Regions from separate parts of the Mus musculus genome. Here region 2 is linked to region 1. A link is a contact called in ENCODE POLR2A ChIA-PET data. All regions are on one chromosome and are shown on one strand. Each heading gives the region's core, a stretch centred on a gene start or an enhancer-like site at or near the end of the contact. The rest is flanking DNA. Distances are from core to core; before and after follow the strand shown. Region 1 holds the start of Zmynd8 (zinc finger, MYND-type containing 8). Region 2 holds the start of Ncoa3 (nuclear receptor coactivator 3).

Region 1 (6,390 bases), core at 138-2,637:
TATTAAAAACACACACCACCACCACCACCACCACCACTACAACAACCACAACAACACAACCCAGCAACTGGATATGGGATGCTGTCATGAGCCTCAGGTATGTATGAGCCATGTCCCCTGCACTGTATCACAGAAGACAGAAGATGATAGAATGTTTGAAAAGGGGGGAGGGAGACAAGGATAAAAGAGACATTAGCCCATGGAAAAATCATGCAAGAAGTATAAAACTAAAGGAGTCAGAGTCTTCACAGATCTCTTTTTTTCCCCCCTTCAGGATGTTATTCAAAATCTCTCCCCATCCCCACTCCCACCCCACCCACCCCCAACCCCCCAGGCACCAAGCCTACTCCAAAAACTCCCTCAGAGGCTAGGAAACACTTTCAGAACCATTTGCTGGCTGTAGGCTGACTTGAAGAACATTCTGTACCAAGCTAAGTCGGGGGGAGGAAAAAAAAACCCTGAACAATGTTGCTGCGAGTGCGAAGCTCTGGAGAGGAAGAGATGACAGTCCACACGCCACCACCCACCTAGGCCCAGGAACCAGCCTGGGTCCCTGAGTACTGTTCTTGTTCAGGCCTGACTTCTGGTGCAAACACGCATCCTCTCTTGTCAGAACTTAGCCCAGCCTTTCCCAGAACCGCTCTGGAGAAGCAAGCTGGCTTGCTCTGCTCTCTGCCACAGGCAGTCCTGAACTGTGCTGGGAGAAGACCTTCTGGCTTCTGGCTTACCTTCCATTTTCTTCCCCCAGCAGGCATGTGACACACAGCGGCCGACAGTGCAGGGGGAGGACTGTTCAGAGAGAGAGGGAGAGGGGGGAGAGGAAGGGAGGGAAAAATAAAATAAAAGAAGGGGGGATAATAGCTTCTCTTTTGGCATACCAGGATCTAGCTTCAAACTAGTCCAGAAATTCTTTGTCCTGGTCAAAATAAAGGTATTCCAAGCCCTCACCAGTCTGTAAAATCAAGCTATGGCTAATGGCTACTTAGCCATGTGACCCAAAAAGGAAAAAAAAAATCTCTCTAAACAGTCCCAAGTTACCCTAAGTGCTCTGGGGGGGGAAGTGTGGCAGAGCCAGGCTACAGAGAAATCACACTGCTAGTCCACGACTCGATGACTCGGAGGGAGGGGGGAAAAGATGGTTAAAAAGCCGAGCTTACCTCTGTGGATGCATTGTTAACTGTGTAATGTCAATACTTATAAAACATGGAGGACAGGCTCCTAGTTCTCACAGAAAAAGGGTTTGGCACTTCGGCTGATGATCTGGCCGCCTAATAAAAGCTCATCCCCGATTGGCTGCCCCGGCCAATCGGAGTGTAAAGCCGCCGCCGATTGGCTGAAACACTTCCTGAGCGATTATCTTTGTGAGGCTCGGGTGAGCAAGAGCCATCCTGTGCATAGAAAAAGACAGGCTAAGCTAGGCCTTCTGCAGGAGGGAAAACTTGGGACAGGGGCCTCCACAAGCACTTCTCCCACCCCCTGGCTCGATCCCCCAGGCCAGGCAAACCCGTGCAGCCAGCCTGACCTGCTCCAGCAAAGCCTGAAGCCAGCGCGCCACTGGGAAGGGCCCTTTTGGGGTGGGCTGGCTGACCCATCCACGCCTGCCCCCACACACAAGTCCTTCTCTAAGAAGGCGAGCAGGCCGTTTTATAGAACAAGCCAGCTTGAGTGGGTCTCAAAGGACAAAGTCGAGCTTAGGGGTGGAGAGAGCCCCAGGGAGGCAGAAGCAATAGGGACAAGGCCAGACGCAGGCCTCTGAGGGGGGCGGGGGGGGGGGGCGCGCGCGGGGAGTGAGACAGGCAGCCCGAGGGAGCCCCAACAAATCAGCAAGGGGCACCCAGGTTCCAGGGAGCTGAGAGGTGCAGCTTGCTGTGAGGTGGAGCGATCAAGTTTGCCTAGTCATGGTCAAAGTGGCTCTTGGAAAAAAGGCAGGCCCACAGAGCCATTTGCAAAACTGGGAGACCTCTAACCTCTCACCGCCACCCCTCAGCCGATCCTCAAAGACAAACCAAAAAGGGCTCTGTCAGGATGGCAAGGGAGATACCCTCTCCAGGCTTACCCTAAGAAAAGCCAAATGCGTTGCTAGCAGGCCACATGCCTCCATTTAAGTCTTCCCTCCCTCTGCTCCCTCCCCCCACCGATGAGGCCTGCTAAACCTGTCAGTTAAACAAAAATCTGACTTCCGTCTTAGTCTGTGATGCCTTCAGCTTCCTGCCTGTTAACCCTCTCTGGGACTCTGGGCCTCGCTGGGAAAAACTAGGCCCTGAGATTGTAGAAAAGGGCCTGTGGAAAAATACCAGCTGCAGCTCTCCGGGCAGATGCAGAGAGAGAGAGAGAGGGAGCTAGCTAGCTGCTGTCTCGCTTCTGCTTCCCAAGGAGGCGTGGACCTTGTGAATCCAGGGCATACAGGCAGTGCCTCTCAGTCAGAGAAGCCATTTAAATCCAGAGGGACAGAGAAAGATGTCAAACCGGGCCAGGAAACAAGCCCGTCCATTATAGTCAGGCCTACACACCCACAGGTTGGCCCTTTCTGCCACAATCGCCCCTGTATGTGTGTTCTGGGGGGAAACTGGGCCCTGTTTGGTGGGCAGACAAATCCCCTGGGCTTCGTAAGGCTTCTTGCTTCAATTTATTTCCACAGAGAACTGCTTCTTTTCGTCCCCTAAGGCAGATGGAAGGGCAATTTCACACACACAGCCTCACATTGGCAGTCCCCCTACTCCCCCCATCTCTGGCTCTGCTCCCCAGTAAAATATTAACTAGTTCCTCAGACCTGCTTAGAATTCTCCCCGATGGTGCTGGGTGGGAGACCAGTGCCTGATTCTTTCCTAAAAACTGTCATTTGTAGAAAAGGCACAGAGGAGAATCAAAAACTGTCCAAGGCTCTCTCCTATTCTTAGCTATTTTTTTAAAAACAACAACATCCTTAATTAACAAGATTCTTAAAAAAAAAAAAAAGACGCTAAATAAACACCTTTCTTCAGGGGCCGGCAGTTGATGCAGCCAGACACCAGGAGGTGGACCCAGAAAGCAATAAAGTCCCCCTCAGCTACTGAAACTAGGACTCATTCCTGCCTCCCCAGGCGTTTCCTCAAAGGAATTGAAGGGCTGAGCTGATGGCTTGCTCTCCCTGCCCCCCAAGGACAACAGATGCCCAGCAGGCCAGTGTGCACTCTCCCTGGCTGGGGAATCTGCTCTCAGGCTCCAGACCCAGCCAGGAATCTAAACACACAGTACTGCAGGACAAAACCCTGGCTTTGGAAAGGAGACAGGATTTTGTTTGAACCAGCTGAGGTCGATAGCAGCAGGGGACAACTCCAGAGCCACTAGGCCTGACAAAGGCACTCAGGACAACAGGCCTGGCTTCACCCAAAGGGAAGGGTCGGCTCTTACTGGGGAGGGAAACCTTACTGGGACCAAACAGGGAACCTGAGGCCTGATCCGGGCACCCTCCCCTTCATGTGGCTTCGGACTCTACTATCAGCCATATGAAGTATGGCTTGGGGGGTGAGGGGAGGCGACAACACACGGAGTTGCTGATAGGTCTTGGGGACACCTAACTTCCCAATTGGAAAAGAGAATACATACACAGCAGGGGAGCGCATGGATTAAAGCTTGTTGTGTAAGCGGGAGCGCGCGCGCGCGCGCGCGCACACACACACACACACACACACACACACACACACACACACACACACGTACTCCCGTGCTCTCCCTCTCCCTTTTCCCTCCCTCCCTCCCTCTCTCCCAGGCTCTGATCACTTGAACTGTTTTCTAGGGCAAAGAGCAGGAAGCTGCCGGCATATGCTGGTGACCTATTGGGGCAGCTTTGTTTGAGGAATGCTGCTGCCATTCAGGCTTGTCTGAGGTTATCTGGGAAATGTAACTGGGCTGGAGACAAGAGACAAAGGTAAGGCTGCAGACGGGATTCTGGGAAGAACACCGATGGAGGAGGAAGCCGGGAGGTCCGCCTACCAACCAAGGCTGATCCAGTGCCTAATGGAATGTGGCTGACAGGCGAGAAGCAAGGCTACTTCTCCAAGCCTGGGCTCAGGGGCCGCATCTGGGTTGCTCAGAGGCTAAGTTCATCGGGGCAGGGATTGCTTACACCTTGAACAGGGCCCAGAGAAGTGACACTGTGCACCACTCAAGGTCACACAGCTAGCAGATGCCTGTGATCTGACATGTACACTAGTAGTAACCCTGGATCGCTGAGCCTCTGGAGAAAGCCACGGGAGTGAGGCCAGGCTGAGGCCCATTTTTCCCAGGAGCAATGTTGAGCCTTATCTTCCTCTTAGCAATCCACCCTTAGGTGGGCTTTGCTTTGAGGCACAGAGCTGAGAGACATCGGATTCAACTGATGCAACCTCCCATCACAGACGAGAAGCCGGGGAAGCCCCCTGTCCTGTCCAAGCCTCCTGTTAGATTGCCACCTCAAATGATGCTTTTTATAATTCTTAAAATCTGTCCCCGTCGTCCCCCCAATGGAAGTGACAAATGGAGACTTCTGGGCTGTCACAGACAGAGAAGAACTGGCTGCTGACACCCAGAGAATAGAAACCAAAGATACAATAAAAACACTGCAGGAGTACCCACCCCCACGTACCCCACCCCCGCCAGCACTGCCAGGAATTTTGAGACCCAGAATGTACACTGTACTGAGGTTGGGAGTCCGAGGCAATGGGAACGACAGAAAAAAAGAAACCTAACCAGAATGCTTTGCACAGAAAAGCGACACAGGCCTAAACAAGCAGGCTCCTCAGTGATATTAATAAATAATGAGCTAATGAAATTACATTAAAACTTGTCTCTTTTGCTAGGCATGGTGGTGCAGGCCTGCAATCCCAGCTACTGGGTGGACGATGGAGTGAGGGACTGTCTTAGGAGGCTGGAAAGTCCAAGGCTGGCTTTAAGCTTCTTGGAGGGCGAGATCAAGGCCAGCCTGGCCGATGCAGCGAGACCGTGTCTCAGAATAAAGCCATAAGCAGCAGCTTATGCACGGAGCTCAGTTCTGTGGCTCTCACAAGGTCAGAACCTGGTGTTCCGGGAGCCTCGCTGGGTCAAGACAGCCTCGGAGGAGAGGAGAGACTGGTCCAGCTTGCCTCCCCTGCGCCTCACTTAGCAGAGGCCAGGCCTCCCTGAGATGGTTCTCAAAGCCTCTGGCAGGCAGCCAGGCGGCGGCAGCAGCAGCAGCAGGAGCGGCCTCTGCAAGCTGCATCCCCAGATAGCTTAGGCAGCAACTAGGAAGCAGGCACTCTGGACTTATCTGCCTCGGGCAAGCAGGCAAGCAGCGGGCTTCTTGTCTGCGTTGAAATGAGGGGGAACTGAGGCAGGGATGGGGTTTAAAATATCCTGGTTTTGTGTCGTTTCTGTTTGGCTAACTGGAACCAGAGCCAACCTAGGGGACAGTGACAGCAGGGCCCACCTTTAAGGACGAAACTGACAGCATCCTGTTACAGCCAGAGGCAGACAAAACTTGTGCCTCCTCCTTAAGACAAGATGTCTGCCTTGGGAGGAGTGTGTGCATGTGTGTGTGTGTGTGTGTGTGTGTGTGTGTGTGTGTGTGTGTGAGAGAGAGAGAGAGAGAGAGCATGGTTTTACTTCCTTCTAGAAAGGGTTGGCAGAATTAGATCAGTGGCAAGAGGGAGAATAGGAAGGGTGGGGGCAAAGGGCAGGTGGTAAGACGAACAGCCTGTGCCCCATCAGGCAGATGGCCGACAGCACAGGGTGTGTGTGTGTGTGTGTGTGTGTGTGTGTGTGTGTGTGTGTGTGTGTGAGAGAGAGAGAGAGAGAGAGAGAGAGAGAGACAGTGTGACAGAGGGTCAAAACAAAGTCAGAAGGAAGACAGTTCAGTATTACCCAGAGCTGCTTTGCTGCCGTCCCTGTTGCTTTGCTGTTTGCCTCTCCCTCCCATTAGACCATTGGCTCTCAATGGAGGAAAGCGTTCACCTCCCAAATGACATGTGGTAACCTCTGAAGAGGTTCTGGATTGCCACAGCTAGGAGCTGAGGGTGCAGATGCTCCAGGTATGGAATAAGGAGAGGCTAGGGACACTGGGTTGCAGCCCATACTGCACGGGACAGCGAAGCAGCCAGAAACGAAGCCCGGGTCCAATGTTTATCCTGAAGATCTCTGAGAGCCCATCACCACAGTGCCCAAAACAGAACCCAGCGCCAGTCCTGGATTATTAAACTGTAAACCATCTATCCACAGGTTTAACAGGCATACCACAAAATAGGGCCAGGAATATAAACATATACCTTTAACCCCAGCACTTGGGAGAGGCAAAACTTTGTGAGTTCTAGGCTAGACGGGTCTAAATAGCAAGTTCCAGGACAGCCAGGGGGAAGGAAGGAAGGAAGGAAGGAAGGAAGGAAGGAAGGAAGGAAGGAA
Region 2 (6,331 bases), core at 2,719-5,218, 110 kb after region 1:
CAGGCTTTGCAGTAATTGTTGCTCAGAATTTTATTTATTTTATTTATTTTTAAGATTTTGTTTTATTTTGTTTTTCTGAGACAGGGTTTCTCTTGTAGCCCCGGATATCCAGGAATTCACTCTGTGAACCAGGCTGGCCTAGAACTTAGATCTTCCTGCCTCTATCTCCTGAGAGCTGGAACTAAAGTGGCGTGCCATCACCTCCTGCCCCATTGCTACTCTTGATTTTAGTCAAAAGGTCAAGACCTGAGCTACCTCCAGGGATTCTCCAGTCCAGAAGACTGTTAGAGATCTCTGTCACTTGTGCAGAGGTGAAGAGGTGTGACGTGGAAGAGCCTGGGGGTTTGGCCAGGTGTCTGTCCTTGGTCAAGTGACTGACTTGTTCAAGCCTCCATTTACTCCTCTCTGAAATGGGGTGTGATCAGCATTCGTGCAGCGATGACATGAATGGGGGCGAGGAAGTACAAAAAGCTCTTGAAAAGCTGGGTGTGCTGCTGCCCTCCAGATCCCAGGAGGACGGCTGTGAGTTTGCAGCCAGCTTGGGCGGCAGCTTAAGACCCAGCCTCAAAATAAAACAAAAAGCAAGACAAAACAAAACAAACCCATTAAGAAAACAAAAATAAACCCCCAAAGTACTTGGAACATATAAGTGCTCTGTGAGTTCTGAGTCCTCCCTGTCCCACAACAACCAACTTTCCTACTTTGGAAATGTTCCGAGTCTACAGAAAATCTGAAAGTCTATGAGAAACATGGGTTGAGGGTACAGCTCAAAATGCTAGAGCGAGTACGTAGCTTGCATAAGGCTCTGGTTCAATCCTAGCACCCAAAGCTGCAAAGGCCTGTGTATCTGTCTGTAGTTGGCTTTCATTTGCTGGGATCAACACCAGGACCAAAAGGGTTGATTTCCATCACCGAGGAAGCCAAGGCAGGAACTGAAGCAGAGGACATGGAGAAACACTACCTACTGGGTTGTTCACCCCAGAACTGCTTGTTTGGGGATGGCACTGCCCTTACAGGGCCTAGGCCTGCCACACCAACCATTAATCAAGAAAATGAGACACAGATCTGTCTACAGGTCAGTGTGATGAAAGCCTTTTCTCACTTGTCCTCTTTCCAGATGGCTCTAGTTTGTGTCAAATTGCCAAAAACAAAAAACAAAAAAAACAAAAAAAAAACCAAAAAACAAAAAACAAAACAAAACCCAAAAACAAAAACCCTCAAAACCAATTAGCCCACATAGTGTTCTAAAAGAAAATCTATTCACAATGCCACATTTGCCCCCACATGCCCTTGCCACCATCCAGCACTTTTTTTTCCCTTTGAGACATTTGAGAGTAAATTGTAGGGAAGCCCACCAGCTTATAGAATTATGATCACCTTTATTTTCTGGAGGAGGGTGGGGCATGACATGGTACAGGATGGAAGATAGCTTTCGGGGGATTTGGTTCTCTCCTTCTGTTCTGAGACCTCACTCTTCAGGCCTGATGGCAAGGGACTATATCTGCTGACCCATGTGCTGGCCTTCTGTGATGGTTTTATATTTCATCTCAGTCAAGTGATCGACAAGTTGTATTCCTTAGGTTTTTAAAAGTCACCCTGGTGGTCTGTTCTTTACATCTACAACATGGAATGTGGCCAGTAGAATACATTCCTTTTTGGAATTTGAACTAGTTTTTCTCTCTTCCTCCCTTTCTCCCTCCATCTTTCTTCCTTCCAGTAGGCTCTTATTGGGTGGCCCTGCATGCCTGGCCCCGTCCTCTTGACAATCCTGTTGCCTCAGCCTCCTGAGTCCTGGGATTGCAGGATACCATGTGTAGGCTGGCCTGGGATTTCAGACATAGTGGAGGATAACCTTTGTCCTTTTACCTCCTAAATGGAAGGATTACAGGTGTGTCCTACCAGGCCTAGCTCTGGTGCTAATCTTGTTGGTGATGTAAGCACTGGGGCCCTCAAAGGACAGGGACGTACAAGAAGGCTGTGTGCAGGGCTGGCAGCTGCTGTTGGGTCTTGCCTGGGACCTCAGCCTCTGTCAACTGGTGCTTCCTTTCCCTCTGGATTCTCATAGAGCTAGAGTTGGGGCCAGGAAGGAGGAAGTAGGAGCTGGCAGCATTCTCAAGCTCTAGGCCTGTGACTTGTGTTTCCTTGGGGCAACAGTCTTAGAACCAAGCCTAATTCGAAGAAGGGACACAAGTCAATCCCTTCATGGAGGAGTGGTCTGGGCAAACAGGGAAGGATGAAGGATGAAGGCAGCATCTTCGCTGATTATCTACCTGAGCAAGTCAATCAGCTACTTTAAATTTTGGCTCTAGCACCGGCCAGATGCTGTTGCAGGGTCACCTGCTTACCCCACCCAAAGCAGCGGCATGTCTGCCTTCTTTTTGGATCTTTTACTGAAACAATTGAATTATTTTTTTACTGTTCATATCTGTTATGCTCTCAACATATACATATATAAAGATTATGTATATGTCTGAATATGGATAAAATTTTAGTACAGTACTGTGCTTGAATCAGTAATTATTTATTTTAATGTACTTTTGTTACATTTAGAATTATTATTACTATTTTTAGTTTTAAGATTAGATTTCTCTATGTAGCCCTGGATGGCCTGGAACTCAGAGATCCACTTGCCTCTGCCTTCTGAGTACAGGGATTAAGGGTGTGCACCACCACACCAGGTTTGGGACTTGGCTGCTGTGGGAATAACTCCAAGGGTAAACAGTGGACACTTGCAGAACAGTAAAGTAGTGCAGGTGGGAAATCCTTGAGGTGACAGCAGAACCTCAGGATAGGGTTAGTCTTATTCACACTGAAGACATTTTATACAGTTGTGTCCCAAGACGTCCTCTATTTTTTCCCATTAACTCCAAATTCCTTTACAAGTTCTTTTTACCTAAGAACTATCCATAAACCGGGGTTGCTAGTGCATGCCTTTAATCCAGCACTAGGGAGGCAGAGGCAGCCAGGTTTCTAAACTGGAGTCTAGCCTGGCCTACATTTATTGAATTTAACTTTGGCCTTATTTATTTTGGTCAGACTCCCCTCACCCCCATCCCCAACTTGGCTTTAAATCCCTGCTTTGAAGGAGGACTTTGAGTTTTTGTTTCTTCTGTTTCTGCCCCGGAGCCATGGGGTCACTGGGATTGCCTTCACTTGCTACCATCGGTTTTCTTGGAGGAGAGGCTGGTTCTGTAGAATGCTGCACATTCTGCGCTTTAATTTTTTAAAAAATTATTTATTTATTTATTTTCCTATTCCGTTAGATTCAGGTCACTTAACTTGGTAGTTTTCTGCTTTCTGCACTGCATCCTATCGGGGACATGGCGTGACAGTTTGAGTCACCTTTGGTGGCACCGAGTTTAAGATGTTCTTGGTTAAGGTGCTGTCTCTCAGTAATTCCCACTGTAAAGCAAGCTGTTCTCTGGTTTAAATCACAATACGCAGAGACCAAACCTGAGGACCAACACCTTGTGAGCCAAAACCTTTTTTTTTCCTTCGAGACAGGGTTTCTGTATAGCCCTGGCTGTCCTGGAACTCACTTTGTAGATCAGGCTGGCCTCGAACTCAGAAATCCGCCTGCCTCTGCCTCCTGAGTGCTGGGATTAAAGGCGTGTGCCATCACCGCAAGGCCCGAAACCTTTTCAAGTCAGTGACTTAGCAGGGCTCCTGACCTCGGGCCTCAGTTTGCTCCTCTGAAAAGTAAGGACAACGCCCCCTCAGCTACTGGTCTTGTGGGACGGTGCTTGGCGCACAATGAACACTCCATTGAAGTCAGGAATTCCAGGATGGAGACAGGCAAACGGGAAAACGAACCCAGAACGTCCTCTTCACCTCCAGCGGCTGGGTGAGCTGAGGGGAACCCAGGCCTCGCGGCCACGCCCCCTGCCTCGCGCACGGCCCCCTGGGACCCGTAGTGCTGGGCGTGGCCGCGGGACTACAAATCCCGGCGGCCCCCGCGCCGCGGCTTCAGCGGCGGCTGCCTCAGCTCCTCAGAGCGCCGGCGGCGGCCTCGGCGGAGTCGGTGTCGGCGGCCGGGGCTGAGCTGTGAGTTTCCGATCGAGAACAGCGTTGGGGAAGATGGCGGCGAGCGGTGAGTGGAGAGAAAGGCAGTGGCGAGCGGCGGGCGAGGCCGGCGGCATGGCCTGAGGCGGGGGTCCTGGGGTCGCCAGTAACGCGCGGCGCAGGCGACAGGGATCGCGCGGGCGGCGCTGGGCTCCGGGGCCCGTGCAGGGTCGCGAGGAGTTCGCGGCCGCGGCCTCTGCTTGCCGCTGGGGCTCCCCCCGCCGAATCTCGGGTCGGAGAAGCTCAGCCGAGTCTCCTCTTCCCGCCGGCGCCGCCCGGCGGAGCGGACACGGGCGGCTCCTCCGGCCGAAGCTGCGGCTCCGCTGCGAGCGGGCGCGGCGGACACGGAGTGTGCGGTGCCCGCGGGGTGTGTGCGGGGTGAGAGTGGGGTCTGTGGCGTGTGCGGGGTGTGTGGCATGGATGTGGGGGTCTGCGGGTTGTGCCAGGTGTGTTGGGTGGCCCCGGAGTCCGCCAGGTGTGTGGGGTGGATGCAGGCTGCGTGTGGGGGTCTGCAGGGTGGATGCTGGGCGAGGGAGCTGAGTGCGGTGTGCGAGGTGTGTGCTGGTGTGTGCCGGGTGAGTGGAGGTGCGAGGGGTGAGTGCAAGGTCTGCGGTCTGTGCGGGGCGAGGACCGGGTGGATGCGGGGTCCGCGATGTCTCCAGGGTGGATGCTTGGCGGATGAGGAGTCCGAGGTGTGTGTAGCGTGGATGCAGGGTCGGCCGTCTGTATGGGATGAGTGTGGGGTCTCTCCCTCTCTGTGCGGCGTGGATAGGGGCTCTGCCGTCTTGTGTCGGCTATCATCGAGGTCGCTTTCATCTTCTGAAATTCCCAGTCTAGGTTCGTTCATTGATTCTGTTTGCAGTAGTTTAAATGAAGTGGGAGGCAGTGCTACTTCCCTAGGCAGCTTGAGGGTGGCTAGGGTGGAAAAGTTAAGCAGGAGAGCAGCTCGGAGAGGCCAGAGCATCGTAGGCCCGCGGAGCAGGAGCCTAGGACTCCACACTGTATGACACTGGAAGGTTGGAAAGTGTCTTTAAGTCGAGAAACTTTTTCCCCCTCCCAAATGCGAAGACTTCCTTTTTTTTTTTTTTTGGTTGCAGTTTCTGAGTAGCGCTTCAAAGCCAACTTGTTTTTGTAATTAAGCTTGTGAGGTTAAAAACCAGGAAGGCGAGTCAGTCCCCTGTCTGCTGAAGGGCTAGGTGGACGAATAAGATGAGAGGTCCTGTATCAGGGTTTCTGGACTGAGATTTAAATGTCGGGGACCCTCGGCTTGGTTGACAGATCTCTGCTGCGCCAAAGCCTCAGCATTTGTTCCTGCAGGTTGTTGCAGAAATGAGTTGCTGGAGCTAAGGGTGCATGCATTCAGATCTTCAGCAGATACGGCTGTGGACTAACAGGGCAGTGCAAACCTCTGAGTTTGTGAGCCGTTTGTTCTTTTAAAACCTTAAATGGTTATCAAGTATTCAGAATAGGTTTTTTCCACATCGGATACCCAACTGAAAAGGTCTGAAAATACTGAAAAAGGAATCTCTTCCACTAGAAACCCTGTCTGTGGCAATGACTGTTAGCATTTCTTGCAGTAAGTTTGGCTTTGGAACTAAAGACTAAAGTATTTTCATTAGAAACAAACCCCAGCTGGTATATACTGAGAGCAGGAACGGGGGCTGGGGAGGGGTAGTGTTTTCTTTTTTTGCTATTTTAAACTTGCAGGAGCTGGAGAGATGGCTCAGAGCTTTAAGAACATTGGTTACTGCTCTACTAGAGGACCTGGTATTGACCCGCAGCATCCAGCAACCATCTATGGCTCCAGTTCCAGGGGATCGGTCGCCCTCTTCTGGCCTCTGTGGACATCAGGCATCCACCTAGTGCACTGATTGACATGAATTTAAAAAATCTCAATAGTTGTTAGGCTGTTGAATTTAGTGCTACTGCTGTTTGCTGTATTAAAACCCTTAAAGAAATAATAGTCTGTGGGATGTAGAACCCTGAGGCTTCATTGTAAGATGAAGCCTCTGTTTGTAACATGTAAAGTGATACCGACCACTGTAGCTCCTGTGTTGCTGGAGGTAGCTTCAGGTTCTGAATTTAAATGAGCAGTAATCTAAACTGCCTGTGATCCCAAATTATAGAGTATTTTATATGTTGATAGAAAAGACTTAATTGTCCAATCAGCATTAAAAAACAAAAAGGCACATGCTAGCTTTCAGCATATAGAAGGAAGTACATTTTATAGCTGGGGATTGTAGGCAAAAGGGGCAGCTCTAATTGTAAG

The links. ChIA-PET counts read pairs that join two places held with the same protein, here RNA polymerase II (POLR2A).
Region 2: POLR2A ChIA-PET joins it to region 1 with 44 read pairs in Patski. The contact joins the promoter of Ncoa3 here to the promoter of Zmynd8 in region 1. POLR2A ChIA-PET finds 5 or more read pairs at or near these places in 4 of 5 experiments (Patski and embryonic stem cell).

Annotation. Positions count from the first base shown.
Region 1 is chr2:165,883,451-165,889,840 of GRCm38, forward strand. Zmynd8 (zinc finger, MYND-type containing 8) reads right to left here and starts at 1,388. Exons shown (of 23, transcript NM_001363020.1): 1 at 1,158-1,388. The coding sequence starts at 1,171. 1810021M19Rik (a long non-coding RNA gene) reads left to right here and starts at 2,279. Exons shown (of 3, transcript XR_866948.2): 1 at 2,279-3,907; 2 at 4,818-5,024.
Region 2 is chr2:165,988,669-165,994,999 of GRCm38, forward strand. It overlaps Ncoa3 (nuclear receptor coactivator 3), which reads left to right and starts at 3,969. Exons shown (of 23, transcript NM_008679.3): 1 at 3,969-4,090. LOC115489489 reads right to left here and starts at 5,113. Exons shown (of 2, transcript XM_030252296.1): 1 at 3,672-5,113. The coding sequence starts at 5,026. The coding sequence ends at 3,935.